Linked DNA regions of Mus musculus: region 2 is linked to region 1. Evidence: chromatin loops called from intact Hi-C (ENCODE). Cell type or tissue: left cerebral cortex. All regions are shown on one strand. Each heading gives the region's core, and the rest is flanking DNA. Links, peaks and the distances in the headings are about the cores only.

Region 1 (8,330 bases), core at 10-8,009:
TATAGCACAGGCTGGGGCCTCTCACTTCCAGATGTGACTTGTAGGAATGCATAGGAGGGCCTAGCAGGCTCTTACAGTTTACTTCCATCAGCATGGGAGTTCTCTGAAACAAGAATCAGCTCTGCCCAGCGTTAAACATGAGATCCTAATGCAAGGGGGGGGGGGGACTCTTAGCCATGCAGAGAGAATATCTTCTTGCCTGCTGTCTCCAGTCCTTTCATTTCTTTACTTAGTCAACAAATCCTTATTAAGTGCACACTCTGTGCCTAAGGTTCCATGTACTGCCAGAAACACGAATCAAGTAAGTACTCGGGTAATACAAATGTCAAAAGGACAAGACACTGGGAGACGATAGGATCGAGAGTAGACACCTGCCTTGTTTGCCTGCTTTCCGCTCCTGGTCAAACGTCACTTTTTAAAATATTTTTAATATGTATAGATGCTTTGCCCGCATGTCTGTCCATGCACCACTTCCATGTCTGCTATCCACAAATGCCAGAAAAGAGCACTGGATCCCCTACAACTGGTTGTGAGCCACTATCTGGGTACTTCGAACCAAACCTGGGTACTCAGAGAGAGCAGTTGAGCCATTTCTCTGACCCCCAAATGTCACTTCTTAGGAGACACCTTCCCTTCCACGCCAGTCTTCCTCTCATTTCACACAGAACACCCCGAGGGGATGAAGCACACCTCTCTCATTTGCTAGAAGAAACCCTGACGGAGCAGGTACAGGGAGGGTCTGCCTCTCATGCCTTTTGGCCAAGCGTAAGGTTTATACTAAAGCCTGTTAAGCTGTGCTAGTGTGTGGCACATGTCTTTGATCCCAGCACCCAGGAGGCACAGGCAGGTGAATCTCCATAAACAGGAGGTCATTTTGGTCTACATAGCAAAATCTGGGCTGGCCAAAGATACGAATTGAGACCCTGCCTCAAAATAAATAAATAAATAAATAAATAAATAAATAAATAAATAAATAAATAGAATGATGTAATCATAAAACTCGAGGCTTTGAAACATAAATCCCTATGCTAGCCTTAACCATTATGAGCCATAATGAGTTCTTTACTCAATTTCTCAAGGAGATTTTGTGCCTTTCCAAGCTAGACAGACTGTGAAAAACCTTTTGCTAAAAGAGGCCCCAGTTTCCAACTTTCTGACAAGAATGTAAACTTTGGCTTGAGACAGGATCTCATATAGCCCAGGCTGGCCTTGAACCTCAGTCTGAAAATGGCCTTAACTTCTGATCTCCCTATCTCTACTTCCTGGGTGCTGAGATTACCAGTATATACCAACATGCCTGGGTGCTGGGAATCAAACCCAGGAGGGATGTAGGTGAGTCTTTTTTGTTATTTCCTGTCTCTAAAAGCAGGTTCTAACCGCCTTAGGTCCACAAAACACTTCTTGGGCACACTCTAGAAAAATGCCACCCCACAAGAGTGACACAGAACTGCAGAATTGTAGTTGGGGGGGAGAGGTGGCAGGGACCCTCATGAGAGAACAAGCTGCGCGGTGAGCAGAGAATGAGGCAGGACCCTCCAAATCGCTCTCCATCTGAGAGAGCAGAACAGCTGGGCCACAACAGGGGAAAGATGACTAAACTCCAACGACAAGCTGTAGCAGATGGCCTCTGGGAGCCACTGCAAAAAGAAAGGGGAAAGGAGAGAGGCATGATGGGAGCAGTTCAGCAAAGATACATGCCTCTTTATATTTTAAGGCATTTTGATTTTCTACTGATCTGGGCTCTTGCTATGGAGCCCAGGCTAGCTTCAGGTCTGCCCAGGCTGACCTCCCATTTGCAGCAATCCTTCTGTCTCAAGTTTTCAGGTGTTGGGAGCTCAGGATCAGCTGGACAATTCAGTGAGAACTTGCTTAACAACTGTTTAAGTCCGAAGGATGGCTGTTTTCAAAGCAAGTGACTTTTCTCACAATCTCCAACTTCACCAGCTTCTGTCGTTATGATCCCTCCCCTTCAGTTTCAGAGTAGAGGGATCCCAGAACATGCTGCAACTAACTCTTAAAGACATACAAACAAACACACACACACACACACACACACAATAGGACCCAGACAGTGACAGTAAACCTTTGGGGCAGAAAGTACAGCAAGTGTGGGACCTGCTGGGAGAGGAATGAGAGCAGGGTCGTGGTGGCCAGAGCAGAGGTTGTTCAGAAGGGCAGGGAGATGTCAGGCCACATCTTCCCTCGGAAGTGTGGGAAGAGCTTTGAGCATCCTGAGGAGCAACCCACTGGGAGTATGAATGGTTCGAACAATGAGGGAGATGGTACTATGAGGGCAGACAGCACTCAGGTACGGCTGAAGTTACAACACAGACAGGCTAGTCCCAATGTGGTGGGAAATTTAAGTTAATGACGAGGACCCAGCAGGACCCACCAAATCCTGAGAACACAAATTGGGGAAACGGGAAGGCAAGCTCATTGGTAAATTAGTGAAATGGGTAATCCCACCAACATTACCATTTCCAACACAGGTAGAGGCCAAATCACCTGATCAAATTCATCCCAGTGGTATCCACGGTAAGGACCCGAATGTGGAAATGTCCTTTGACAACCATTTATTTTACAATTTATTATCTAGCATTTCCAGTTTCATTAAGGGAGGAGGGGAGAGAGATGTCAGATATGAAGGCCATAAAACTACACTTGGCTGACCCTGGACACCACATGTATCTAAGATGTTTTTTTTTTTTCTTTTTTTAAAGATGTATTTTCTAATCAAGGAGATCTGCTGAGAAACTATCAAGGAAACATAAACAGCAGGCAGAAGGGACCAGCTTTTTAAAAAACGCCCATCCCGAGTCTCTTTCCAGACGGCTGCAGGGGGTGGAAGACGCCAAGAGGTCACACTGACCCGCACCCTGTGAACTGTGATGATCAATTAAGACGTAGCTTGGATAGCCCCGATCTGAATATCGATTTAGAGCGAGGCACTCTAAATCTGCTTTAAAAAATAGCGACCAGAAATCTCCGTTGAAAGACGCTTGTGACCTGTGGGACAAAGGTTTGAGTCCTAGCGGGCACCCCGAAGCTCTAGCAACCCGGACTAGGCAGGTCATTTGCCACCCTGCGTTGGGGCCACAAGTGACAAGCACACGAAACGCGCCGGGCCACTCTCCAGATAACGATCAGCCAGACCGACGACCACGCTGGGGCCAGCGAGCGCGGCGGGGCATTGTGGGAGGCAGAGGAGGCGAGCCTGGCGCGAAGCATTATGGGACACCGCGGGGACAGCTCCGACTCCCCGCCCCGGCTTCTCTGGCCCCGAGCGTGACCACGATTCAGTTCTGAACCTCTCCGGGCGTCCCCAGACGCCACTGACGTAATCCCCTCACTTGTGTCTGGCACCTCAGGGGCGAACGAGGATTTTTTTTTTTTTTTTTTTTAAAGCCGAGAGCTGTGACACACTTCCGGTTGTGTCTCACTTTACGGCTTGACATTTTTCCGCTGACTAAGAAGGAAGTGGTAGGGCCATTTACGACAGCGCTGGTCGCCGTTTACGGCACCGGCCCCTGCGCGCGCATCTTCCCTCCTGCCTTGACTCCTCGGAGTATCCCGGCAATCGCAGTTTTTTCCCCGGGCCATCTGTCGCCATCCGGGCCCGTGAAGGCTTTTGCAGGTGAGCGGCTTGTTTCGTGGGACCCTGCGGACCTCGCGAGCCAGCCTGGGCTAGACGTGGCTTCGGGAGCTCCCGGAAGAGCCTTCCTTTACGTCCTGTCGCCTGTGCCCCTCCGCTGGGCGGGGCGGGAATTGGCCCCCGGTGGTCCCAGGCACGACTCAGAATGCAGGACACCGGACCTTGTGTGTGGATCCCTCGCTCGGCGCTCTGCTCAGCGCCGTGGGGTGGGTTGTGGGGCGACGTAGCCTCCTCTAGGGGTTCGAACAGATTGTTTCTGTGCTCCGAAATGGGGGGCTGAGAGTAGGTTCCAGCTCTGATCGGAAACGGAGCCCAGGAGTTAATGGCCCCCACCTGTAGTGTCCCCAGTGACCCACACTGTATTGTGGCCAATACAGCTGTCGCGCCGTTTTACTTTTCCCCTACTGCTTTCTTTCTGATTCACGTGTGCAGTAGCCGAAGGACCAAACCCTGTCCATCCAGGGAGATAGATGATGATGCACATCAGGCCTTGAGCCATCTTGAACTTGTGACAACTCAAGTTTACAGTTGCTTTGGGGGCAGCCTGTTGGGTATGGCTTAAAGCCCCAGGTGGTCAGGCTGCCAGCTACCCACAGTATAACCAGAAGGAGGTCGGGCCTAAGTAGACAGCCTTGGAAACTTTTTGAAGGGATGGGCAGATGGACTCCTTAAGTTAGCAGAGCTAGCTTTGTGTCTCAAAGATGGGGTGTGTGGTAGCAGTCGGTGGTAAAGCGTCCAGCACAGCACCCCAACATCCTGGGGCCTCTTACTTCATGTCAGCTGTTTGAAGGCCACCACACCCCACCACCACCACCTCACCCTCTCTCCCACAACCCCGTGTTCTTCCTACAACTTAGCATACGTTCATATTTGGAGGGTGAAGCTCCTGGGTTTACTCTTGTCCGTGTCACCTAAGTATCACCAGCTTCCGTGTGTCAGAGGAGGAGGAGAGGCTACTGAGCTCTAATGGTGGACAATTTCAGGTTTCTTGTGTGTGGTCAATGCATGGGTTTTTTTTTTTTCCTTTTGTTGTTTGCTTTGGTTTTTGATGGGAAGTGTCCAGCAAGCCCCTGGATTATACAGCTATTAGCTTTTACTTTCCTAAAATGAGCTGTGGTATATACTATATACTGCGGGGCCAAAGCTACACTGCCTGTGTTCAAATTTTCTTACCCAGAAAATGGGACTGGCCCCACGGGATTGTCCGAAGGGTTTAGTGAGCGCGTGTGCTGTAAGCGGTCAGAACAGTGTCCTGGTGCTCCTGCGTATGGACATTTGACACTCGGCCGCTTTTGCTCTGAAGTTTGTGACCACCTTGGTCACCAATGGTCCTTTTGCTTGGCTGCATGCACTGTACAGGACTTGTGCTGATGGAAAATTGGAAGGGTGGGGTCTGATTGAGGGTTCAGGGGATGGTCTTGTTTGGTTGGTTTTAGTCCTTTATTTTTAGGATTTTGTTGTTGCTGTCTGTGTATGCACGTGTGTGGGAGTTTGTGCTGTGGCATTCTGCTGGAGAAGGCCACGTGTGGGGGTCTGTTCTCACTTTCCACTTTGGTTCCACCTTTACTTGTGGCACCATCTCAGCAGCCCGAGGGTCTTTAAAGCACTGTGTGCCGGTGCCTTTGTGTAACTGAGTGGTAATTGTGCAGGGTGACAATCACCAAGACTTTGACCGAGGCCCTCTGATGGAGACTGGGTTTAGAGACATTTGCTGTTGGGTGCTTTGGTGAAGGTGTTTCGGGGAATTCACTACTCTTACCTCCTTGAATAATTGAAGACACCTTTATCATATGTTCTACTGAGAAAGACGGGACACCCCATCAAGGAAAGGCACAGCTTCATTGCAAAGATGTTCACCAAAGAACCTGTCCTAGAATCAGTGAGACATAGGAAAATGTCGCTGGTGTTGGCAGGGTTCTGCGTTTTGAGTGTTCTTTGAACAGTTTACAGGAAAACCCTGTCCACAGTGCTCGAGAGCCAGGGTGCACCTCTGCAGTGCAGCTTCAGTGGAGGGTGGAGTGTTTGGAACTTGGCGGCCTTCCTTCTGAAACTTCTCACACTGCTTGTGTTCACAGGTTTTAGAAGATGGCGAAGTTCATGACACCTGTGATCCAGGACAACCCCTCAGGCTGGGGTCCCTGTGCCGTTCCTGAGCAATTTCGGGATATGCCCTACCAGCCATTCAGCAAAGGAGATCGGCTGGGAAAGGTATTGGGTCCCTTCAGCTGGGGCAGCTACTCCACAGTTCCCCACTGCCTTTCTAGTCTCTTGATGGATATCCTTCCTTTGGGGCTACCACCTAAGGAAGGCCCTGACCTCCAGAATGAGTCAGAGCCAGGGTAGCCACGTGCAGAGCATCAGAGGCGACACTGATGCCTTTTGTCGCTGTCGATGTCAGCAGAAGTCTACTCGCCTGACCTGTTGTCTTCCTTGTCCCTCACAGGTTGCAGACTGGACAGGGGCCACATACCAGGACAAGAGGTACACAAGTAAGTGGTCCTCGGCGGCCCGTCCACATCTGGGTCTTGGGAAGCTCATTACTTTTTTCAGTAAGCCCCACATGAAAGGTTTTTAGAAAGGAAAGGAAATGGTAATGGTAGTTATTGGAAGTATATTCTGGAATAGAGTGTACACAAACCATGATTTTTAGTCCCAGGATGGCCAGAGATTCCTGAAAGCTACTTTGCATTCTGTTGCTTGGGACTTCTGGAGCCATCAATCCATGGACTCTCGGCTCTGAGCCTTAGTTTTAAGGTTCTGGTAAGGGAGGCCGCTTTCCCTGGTGCCAGTTAGATGTTTGGAAGTGGCTGCCTAGAGTACCAAGTTAAAGTGGATGAGGTCCAAAAGAGGCTGTCGGGGTGGAAGGCTGTGTCCGCAGCTCTGGGTGATGGCTGGGGTGGTGGTACAGCTCAGATTCTTACATGACCACGCAGAGGTACAGCGGGGTAGTGGCATCCTTGGGCTCTTGGTAAGTTGTTTAGACCCAAGCTCTTAAACCTTAAATGTGAGTGTGAATCATGAATCACCTGAGAGCATGTTTAAATACAGGTTCCCATCTGTCAGGTCTGGGCAGGGGCGGTGAGTCTACCCATCTCACAAGCTTCTGGCCAGTGCTTCAGGTCAGGAGCACACTTAGGCGAGTGGGGTCGAAGCCTGGCATGCACCATGAGCACGACACTCACTGTGTAGGTAGCACTTAGCACACACTGTCACCTTTGCCTGCAGACAAGTATTCCTCTCAGTTCGGTGGGGGAAGTCAGTATGCATATTTCCATGAGGAGGATGAGACAAGCTTCCAGCTGGTGGACACGGCACGGACACAGAAGACCGCCTACCAGCGGAACCGGATGAGATTCGCACAGGTAGGCCACGGCTGGCAGCCCACACTCAGCTCTCACTGAGAGCAGAAGTTCCTGCTGCTCAGCCGCCATCTTGGGAATACTGATGAGAAAGGAAAGGCTTACAGACCTTTGGCCAATCCCAAGTGGCAGTTTAGTGACCAGTTGTGTCAGAATAATGTGAAACGGGTCTAGGAATACATTGAAGGAGTTTAGATTTTTGTTCACAGTAGTTCAGACATCACACAGCTGTGCTGGGAACCCAGTGCCTTGCTGACTTGTCATGTACAACCTTTGTTAATTACATGGTTTGGTAGGGTGCCTCCTGCTACATAATGTTGCAAACTTTGCAACTCCAATAAAACTAGTAAACCCACATTAAAGTGGGAATGACAGTCCAAGCTAACACAAGTGCTACTCCCCTTAGCCCAAATTCTGTAGTCGCTGTAGAGTAAAAGTAAAGAGATGTGAAACTTAGAACTCACGCCGTAAACTTACTCTCAAGATACCATGAGCCTTGTCTCCGAGGGGCTAACATGGGTCTCTTCCTGCTCCCCAGCGCAACCTCCGCAGAGACAAAGATCGGAGGAACATGGTGCAGTTCAACCTACAGACCCTGCCCAAGAGTGCCAAGCAGAAAGAGAGGTGAGCGTCCCTTCCTGCCAAGTCAGAGTTATGTTCCCAAATGGGCTGTACTCAAAATCACAGAGCAGGGCAGGGACTGGCTATCTTTCACTCTTGAAAAAGAAAGCAAAACCTCCTCACCTATTGCTGCCCAAGACTGGGCAATGGCAGACAGACAGGAGGTGGGTGAGGCGGACATTTGAAGTGGCTCTGTGGCCTCTACATTCTGGATGCCTGGTTTCAGGCAGCACCACTTATGCTATATCCTGTGGGCCCTTGGGGCTGGGCACAGCAGCCACTGCACCCTAGCCAGGGCTGCCATGGGAGTAACTGGGCTGAATGCTGGTTGATACTAGTAGTGCGCCTCTGCTCGAATCCCCAGTGTGTTCTACATCTAAGCCCCTATTTTCTATCCTGGTAGCAGCTAGGAAGGATGATGCGATTCAGCTAGAAGCCGACACTGAAATCACAGCATTTTGTCTGTCTTTTCAGAGAACGAATTCGCTTGCAGAAAAAATTCCAGAAGCAATTTGGAGTGAGGCAAAAATGGGACCAGAAGTCACAGGTAGTGTCCCTCTAGGGACTCTGTGGGGACTTGGAGGGGTTTGTTTTCTTTGACCTTGAGAGATGTCTCGGGACTCCCCTGATGCCCGCGGGCATTTCATGTACAATAGGATCATACTCTGTGCCCTTTAGTTAGTGTGCCACTTTTAAGA
Region 2 (8,330 bases), core at 6-8,005, 580 kb before region 1:
GTGTCTTCAAAAATGCTCGAGTTCTGTCTTAGGGCTTCTATTGCAGTGAAGCGCCATCATGACCATGGTAACCCTTGTTGAGGGAATTATTTAATCGAGGTTGCCTTCCAGTTTCAGAGGTTTAGTTCATTACCTTGACAAGAAGCAAAGTGCATGAAGGTAAGCATGGTGCTGGAAAAGGAGCTGAGATGTCTACATCTTGATCCAAAGGCAGCAGAAGACAGTGTGCCATACTGGGTATAGCTTGAGCATATGAGACCTCAAAACCCACTCCCATAGTGACACAGTTCCTCCGACAAGGCCACACCCACTCCAACAAGGCTACATCTCCTAATAGTGCCACTCCCTATGGGCCAAGATTTCAAACACATGAATCTATGGGGCCATTCCTATCCAGACCACCACAGGTTTCTTGCTGCAACTGAGCTGCAGTTTTACCAATAGCCTCTCCTGGCCTCTCTTCAGGGACTCCAGTCAGGCTACACAGTGCCAAATCTCAGCTGCTCTTCATGACCCATTTGTGTCTTCAAAATCAGGACCACCTGGGGGTACTCTTGCACTATCAAGTTTGGTTGCCAGCATAAGGTACAATCTTGGCTCCTTCTGGAACACAGATTCTGTGTGCTGACTCCCAGAAGACACTTTCCAGAAGATTTCACCTCAATAATGCTGTCTCTTAATCACAGCTAATTCTTTAGCCGAACCTGAGCAGAACCAAAGATTATTCACATAAATAGCCCAGCAATCTGCTTCCCTCTGAACTTCATAAGTTGGGCATCCATTCTCTGCATTGCTTTCAACAGGTTTATCTTCCAAGCTCCTACAGAACGGCTCACTGAGCTCTCAACACTCAACGCCTTTTGCAGCCCAAAGTTCTGAAGCTTTTCCATAATCCTATTCAAAACAACATGGTCAGTTCTGTCACGGCAATTACCCCACTCCTGGTACCAATTTAACTTAGCTAAGTTTTCTATTGCTGAGATAAAACACGGTGATAAAAACCACACAGGGAGGGAAGGCTTTAAGGCTTCATTTACTCATGGTTCCATATAATATCTCCATTGCATTCCAGTTTCCTGAGGTTCAACCAGAATGCCCTAACCAGCTCTGCTTACAACATTCCAGGGATCTACCAGCTCATGTCAAATTTTCAGATTCCTCCCACTAACACGTTCTAAAGCCTTCTGGACCACATAGTCAAGAATTATCATTAGACATCATTTCACTTCTCAGAACCAACCTTCCTGTGTGATTTTTCCCCCCTCTTTTGGTGTGGTAGCAACAAAATATCTGAAGTGCATAATCTAGGGTCAGAACGGTGTTATCTTGGCTTGTGGTTCCAGAAGCTTCCATCCATAATCAGCTGGCTTCACTGCTTTTATATCCATGGCTATGGAGAGAAGGGTGTGGTGGAGGAAAGCTGCTTGCCTCAGAACAGCCAGAGACAAGAAAGAGGAAAACGGAGGGAGGTCTCTTGTAATATGCGTGGACTGTGGACTGGGGATGGGCACAGTGAAGGGAGTCTAAGATCAAAAAGAAAGATGGCGTCCATGAGCTAAGCCAAAGTGACTCAGGGACAGAATGCAACACCCACCCTGCCCGTCCATGACAGCGAGGCATTAACTGTCTCCAGGCACACACACTTTCTGGAGGCTACACGCCTCCTAAGCAAGAGAGCACTGTAGGGTCATGTGGAAATTCTTAGCCCCAGAAAATGAATATGTTTATTTTTTTAAGTAAGCAAGTGAAAGAATGAAGAATGATAGGAGGGAGTAAGAAATCAAGATCTCTGCTGTAGAGGGGGCCGGAGAGATGCCTTGGCTGGTAAGAGCAATGAATGCTCTTTCAGAAGAAAGAAGTCGTTTTGGTTCCCAACACTCTACCCCCCAACACACACACACACACACACACACACACACACACACACACACACACACACACAGCTCATAACAACCATCTGGTCACCTCTTCTGGCCTCCTTTGGCACCAGCTATACATGTGGTACACAGACATATATGCAGGCAAAAACTCAGCCACATAAAGTAAACGGTTTACACTCAGGAGAGTAGGACATACTTCTCCCCAGCGAGGCACACTGAAGCTGGCCCTCGTGACAGGGATGAGGGTGAGCTGGCCCTGAGGGCAGGGGTGTGGGAGAGAGCTGACCCCTCCACTCATCTGCTGGAAGGTAGCCTGGGTGCAGAGGTGGTGCCCTCTCCTGAACTCTCCTCACCACCTCCTGCAGTCAGGAAAGCTGGCCTCAGGACAGGGAGCAGGAGAGTTGGCCCAGCCCCTCTCAGGCTGCAGCATTTGGAAGAGTGCTACCCTCCTCATCCCCAGCTCCACTGTATCACAGTGTATCCCTGTGTATCACAGTGGAGCTCCCTCTGTAGGCATGGCAGAGGGTTTGAGAGCAGGAGAGCTACTTGCATCCTACTGATGGCCTCATTGGGTGGCCTAGCCAGAGCAGTGCTGGAGAGCTCCCCATGATGGTATGGATAAGGGAGAGCAGGTGGGCGGACCAGCTTAGCTCTCACCCAGGCCTAGACCTAGAACTTTGATTTGGTCCACTCCAACATCTACATCATCTGTGAACTGTTGGTGTGTGTGTGAAAGGGCCAGTCCTGCCGATCCAGATCTCCACAACACATGGCAACAACAGGAAAACTGGGAGGAGCCAATATTGATGTCACAGAAGCCAGGGACCTTGAACCAGACCAGTGACTCACTGCAGTGAACATTCCCAAGTGAAGATTCGTGGGTAGGCGGAGGGATAGACTGTGGGACACAGTGTGACACACTGCAGCTTCCATAGTGAGATTTTTTTATGCTTTGTTTTGTGTGTGTGTGTGTGTGTGTGTTTTATTTGGTGTGGGGAGAGGGAAGTTGCTAGGGCAAAGGGTGAATATGAGAGGGTGGGGAGATGAGCCAGACTGGGGTCCATGATGGGAAACTCGCAAAGGATCAAAAAAAAAGGTTGTTGGGTATTTTTAAGGAAAAATTTAAAATGCCTTTTGTATGGGGTGGCCAACACTTAGGAGCTCAGACCTCGGAAGGTTGAGGCAGAAGGATCAACTGTGCAAAATCACTCTAGGCTCCATAATGAGAGCCTTTCTCAAACACACCACGTTTGTGCGTGGGGGTAGGGGTGTAGAGAAGGCAGAAGGATGCTTCGGAAGATGTGTGCACATAAACACAACTAAAGGTCAGAGCTGCCTCTGAGACAAACTAGGGAAGGGCCGTTGGAGGATGGCTGTGCCTTCTTCGTTTAAAACCTTTTTAGCACAAGACGATTCAGAAACATGTTTGCGAATAATGCTTGAAGAACACAAGAGCAAATCAGAAATGAAAAATAATTGCATTGCAGACAGAAAAGGGAGGCCCAGGGGAGGAAGCCTGCCTCAGAGCAGGTGATGTCTAAGCTTGTGGGAAGGGAAGGGGAGATGTGTGTGGGGGCAAAGGGGTAAAGTGCAATGATAGGTCAGTGGGGGAGGGGAAGGGCGACACTAAGAACTGTGGCAGTGTCAGGAGTGACAGGTGGCCATGGGAGAGCCTCAAGCAGTCAGTCTGTGACTCAGCATTTTAATAGAGTCCCTGTGCCTCCTGAGTAGGCTGGTCTCACTGTGCTGTCTAAGGGTCTGGGCTGGGCTAAGAATAAAATTGACACAGAGCAGATTAAAGGGAGAAGGGCGTGTGACTCAATCAACAGCAGGGACAGTACAGGAGAGTTCCCTGATCACTTTCCCCATGGGGGGCGGGGGAGGGGGATGCTCACGTCCTCATGGGCTCTGGCAGCAGCTGTCCTGTGGGAAGAAGAGGGTTAAACAGAAAGCAGGTTCTACAGGCCCAACCTTCCCCAGCCCTGTCTGGTAAGCAGGTGGGTTATGATCCTCCGGGTTCTGGGAGACTCCTCTCATGGCCTTCAGCCCCTGCTTTCAAATTGAGAAGGGAAGGTCACAGTGTCCTTCTTGATTTTCAAGTATCTTTTGTTCAAAAGAGAAAATCAGTGTGATAAAGCAGGGGGTGGGGTTGGCATTCTTAGAATCCTGTGAAGACTGCTGAGGCCTCTGGAGAGTCAGCCAGGTGAGAGAGGGGAGGGGTGTGTGGGCATCCCATGAGCCTCTTCTCTGTCTCCTGCCAACCGAGGTCAGGTGCCTGGCAGCCAAGTGGTTCTGCTGAAGGAGAACACTGAAGTTCCAAGAAGTGGGTTTTACAGTCATGTGGCTGGGGACAGAGCCAGGACAGAGTTCCACTGTCCAACGTTATGGTCCTCGGTTCCCTCACAAGCAGGAGCTCAGAAGTTAGAAGTCACTGGGTCACAAGAGCTGCTGCAGTGTGTGTGGGGTGAGAGTGGGGGTAGGATGGCTCATTCTGTTATCTGCATAACCCTATGAAGTAGGAGCTGGCAATGAGGTTCAGAGAGGCTCAGACACATATTTGAGGTCACACAGTCAGTACAAAGCACAAAGCAGACCTGAGACTCAGCTCCAGAAGGAGCCAGCAGAGGGTGACAAACCCCAAGATATCCTTAATGGGGACATTAGTGAGAAAGTTTGAGAGTTGGTCAGAAAGTCATCTCATGTTTTAGAAGACAGACTTGTTTCAGTAGCTAGGTCCTTCCCTGGCCCCATGGTGATACTCCTGGCTTCCAGTTGTGTCTGGGCTCCTGAAAAACTATTTGTCTCATGGCACCATTGCTGGCCATGGGAGCCCTCTATTGTGAGGGTGGAGACACCATCATGGTTTTGCCAAGGCCAAGATCACATGGGAAAGCCAGCCAAGTAGCCTTTGCAGGACCCCAGCAGATCTGACAGCCCTGGGGGCCAGGCCCAGCCGGAAGTCAGGGATTTGGGATTTTGAGCCACAGGCTTCTAGACCCTCAGATTTCCAGGGCAGGGCCATCTCGATGGGGTCCCTCTGGATCTGCATTGTCCCTTGCTCCCAGAACTCTAGGTGTGGACCTATACCTTCCCCTCTCTGTTCTGGATTACCAGAGAAAGGGCTCAACAGGAGCTTTGGGTCACTTTTGCTGGCAGAATTGGTCCAATACAATAATACACCTTCCACTCACTCGCTAACTTCTAGCATGCCCTCAGGAACCAGGTGTCCCTTCTTGTCCCTCTGCTACTCCTGATTCATCAGGCCATCACCCACGAACTCCATGAGTTCAGTCATCTCTCATCCATCCATCCATTTGCCCATTTATCCATCATCCATCCATCATCCATCCATCCATCCATCCATCCATCCATCCATTTGCCCATTTATCCATCATCCATCCATCCATCCATCCACCCATCCATCCATCCATCCTTCCATCCATCCATCCATCCATCCATCCATCCATCCATCCATCCATCCATCCATTCACCCATCCATCCATCCATCCATCCATCCATCTGTCCATCCATCCATCCATCTACCTATCCATCAATCCATCTGCCTATCTGTCCATCCATCCATCCATCCATCCATCCATCCATCCATCCATCCATCCATCTGGCCGTCCATGCATCTATCCATTTATCCATCTACCCATCCATCCATTCATCTATCTATCGATTCATCTGTCTATCCATTTGTCTGACCATCCATCCATCCAACCATCCATGTGTCCACCCTTTTATGCACCCATTTATCCATATTCCATCCTTTTTCATTTGTAATGGGGTCGAATGCCTACTATGTGCTAGGCTGGTGCCAACCCAGGGCCTCCTTGGGAACCATGTCTAGAGCTTGACCTTGGGGGACTGACAGTCTAATACAGAAAATCCATGCCCAGCTTCAGATGAGTCACCAGGAAGTAAATCACAGCTGCGAGGACAGACTCTGGACATCTGAGGGTGAGACTCCCTGTCCTGGGGTCAACCAGATAATCGTTTGCCCCCCACATGGGGATGGTGTAAAATCAGTATTCTAGCTGCAGGTAAAGCCTGTGCGAAGACCCTGAGGCTCCTGCCTGGCCTCCTGCTCCTGTCCTTGCCCTGGGTGTGACTCCTGCAGCAGTGAAAGAACCTTGAAAACCTAAATTAAGGTCCAGACCCCTGCCCCATTCTCAGGAGCTCCCTGCTCACCCAGATTGAGAGGACCAGATCCCAAGATGACCATAAGTACCCCGAGGCTTAGTTGTGATTGCCCTACCTAGATCCTTGCTTGATGAGAAGCCAGCTCCTCACCCAGCCTCATGGTTACCAGCTCCATCCCTGTACCCAATTCCTTTTTGTCCCAGCTAAGGTTGGACTCTCTTTAGTGATATGGTGTGGATTGTCTGCCCGGGGTAAACTCCATTCCTTTTATCCCTAGAACCTGGACCCAGGCTGGAGGCAATGGTGTCAGAGAATGAATGGACAAATGAATGAATGAATGAGTGAGTGAGTGAATGAATGAATGAAATTGATAAGCTCAGAGCTTAGAGAGCCAAAGGGAATCTGTGGGTAGGGGGCAACAGGGATAGTGGACAGCAGGTGACTGGGAAGCATCACGCAGGGCTGAGAGCAGAGAAACACAGCACCAAGAAGTCCCCCCCCCACCACCACCTTGGACCCTTAGGGCTGCTCAGAGCTCATGTCTGTTTTAGACCAACAGCAGCCACAGATGGCCACAGTTTACTACTTAGTCTGTGCAGTTTACAAGCCAAGAAAGAATGGCTTATATAGGTAGGCACCTGTGAGGAATCTGATGCTGGGGACCACCACCTTCATGCACCAATGAAGCAACATATTCCCCCTCCCAGGGAGCGCATCAGCTGATGTGTTATGAACAATTGTCTTCAAGGGCAGTTGTTATTATTCAAAGTGTATCAGTTAAGAGTGAGAATTTGTTTCCTCGGTGTATACCTTTGACTTTCGGCTCTCAAAGCCTAAAATACTTACTTTCTAAACCATCTCTCTGCTCCTCTGTCCAGATCCAACTGACCCCAGCATCACAGTCTCCTGGACCCGTCCTGCTGCTCCTAGAATCCTCCACAAGGGATATGTGGGCTCGGAGCCCACATCTCGGAGCCCACCCTGCCCTCTCCTCCTCATTCCGCTGAGCAGCCCCCTCCCTTATGGGTAACTACGTCCCAGGGATCTGGTGCTGTCCTGCCTCTGGCAGGCAGCTCCCTCTCTCTGCTGCTCCCCTCTTTTTTTCCAAGTCCCCGCAGGAGCCAAGGCCAGCGTGGGTGGCTGAAATCTCCCCGGTAACGAGATCTGCCTCTCCCTCTCCCGGCCTGGCCTCCGCCCCTAACCTGCGGCCCCTCAGTCTGGCACCTGCTGTCCGGTGCTCAGTTCCTCTTCCCGGCCCCTCCCGCACCCTCCTGCTCCCCCCACCCCCCGCGTCTGCTGGCTCTCTATGTCACCATCTGTGGCACAATCCTTCTCTGTCACTGTCCCCACCACCCCCTCTTTCTCCTTCCTCCTGCCTCCCTCTGTCCCTGCCTTTTTCTGCATCTCTCCCTGCTCCTCAGTCCATCTATTCTCGCCTCTCCTCTTCGCTCCTCTGTCCCTGCTCCTTGCTAGGCATCTCTCCTTACTCCCCCTCATTCTGCCTTTCCACCCACACACTGTCTCCTCTCCCTCTCCTTTCTCTCTCTCCACCTCCGACCCTCCCCCTCCTTTCCTTATTTTCCTCTGGCTTCTTATGTCCCCTGCTATCTCACATTTCTGTCATCTTGAGAAGTGTCTCTTGCCACCCCCAACTGGGTGCCATCCGAAGACCCCCCATCCCGTGTCCGGCACCCTCCACGTGTCCTGGAGATGGGGGGTGACGTACCAGGTGCGGGTGACAAGTCAGGGCCGAGGACCAGATGGGAGAGGCGACGTGGGCTGACGTGGCCCCCAAGGACCTAGGAAGGGTCCACGCCCACGAACGCTGGACGAGTGTGCACCGTGTGGCACCCCAGCTGGCTGTGCTCTGGTGGTACCTGGCTGCAGAATGCTAACCAGCCTGGCAACTACAAAGGGAGTTCTTGCCCAGTGGGCAGGTAAGAGAGCTGAGGTCATGGGAACTTGGAGGGTGGGATACCTGGGAATCTCTAACCAGATTGAATTTGGGGCTAAGTCTGGGGCTGGCAAAGGGTAGGGAGTTCCAGAAAGCAATGAGGCTTCTGGTGTGTGGGCTGGAAGGCAGGAAGGACTATTAATCTCAGCATCTTGTGCCATCATTCCAGAGTCTTGGAGCCTCTGTGCAGCAGCATGTCAGAACTGGACCAAACCAGACGCAAGCTACCATCTGGCCTCCCGGGCCTCGAGCATCCCTTGAAGCTGGCAGTGGTGCCTCTGAAGAGCCCCCTCCACCTCTGCAGCAACCCTGTAAGGTAGGAATGAACGTCTCCATTAAAGTAGGAGGAG

The links. Hi-C counts contacts between places; a loop is a spot of excess contacts. Peaks named below come from ENCODE experiments on the same cell type or tissue, not always from the same donor. Only the 100,000 strongest peaks of a DNase experiment are listed, where the experiment ranks them.
Region 2: it touches region 1 in a loop (2.3-fold over the local background); 4 of 42 quality-filtered maps call a loop at or near these places.

Annotation. Positions count from the first base shown.
Region 1 is chr15:77,965,987-77,974,316 of GRCm38, reverse strand. It overlaps Eif3d (eukaryotic translation initiation factor 3, subunit D), which reads left to right and starts at 3,493. Exons shown (of 15, transcript NM_018749.2): 1 at 3,493-3,634; 2 at 5,728-5,860; 3 at 6,096-6,141; 4 at 6,878-7,014; 5 at 7,550-7,635; 6 at 8,107-8,179. The coding sequence starts at 5,738. In left cerebral cortex, for the core only: no CTCF peak of the experiment used is centred there; DNase peaks (open chromatin) are centred at 3,248 and 3,489; H3K4me3 peaks cover 2,152 bases; H3K27ac peaks cover 1,452 bases.
Region 2 is chr15:78,543,769-78,552,098 of GRCm38, reverse strand. Sstr3 (somatostatin receptor 3) reads left to right here and starts at 7,754. Exons shown (of 3, transcript NM_009218.3): 1 at 7,754-7,963; 2 at 8,150-8,296. In left cerebral cortex, for the core only: a CTCF peak has its summit at 4,503 (motif pointing right); DNase peaks (open chromatin) are centred at 4,402 and 7,444; H3K4me3 peaks cover 1,359 bases; H3K27ac peaks cover 1,375 bases.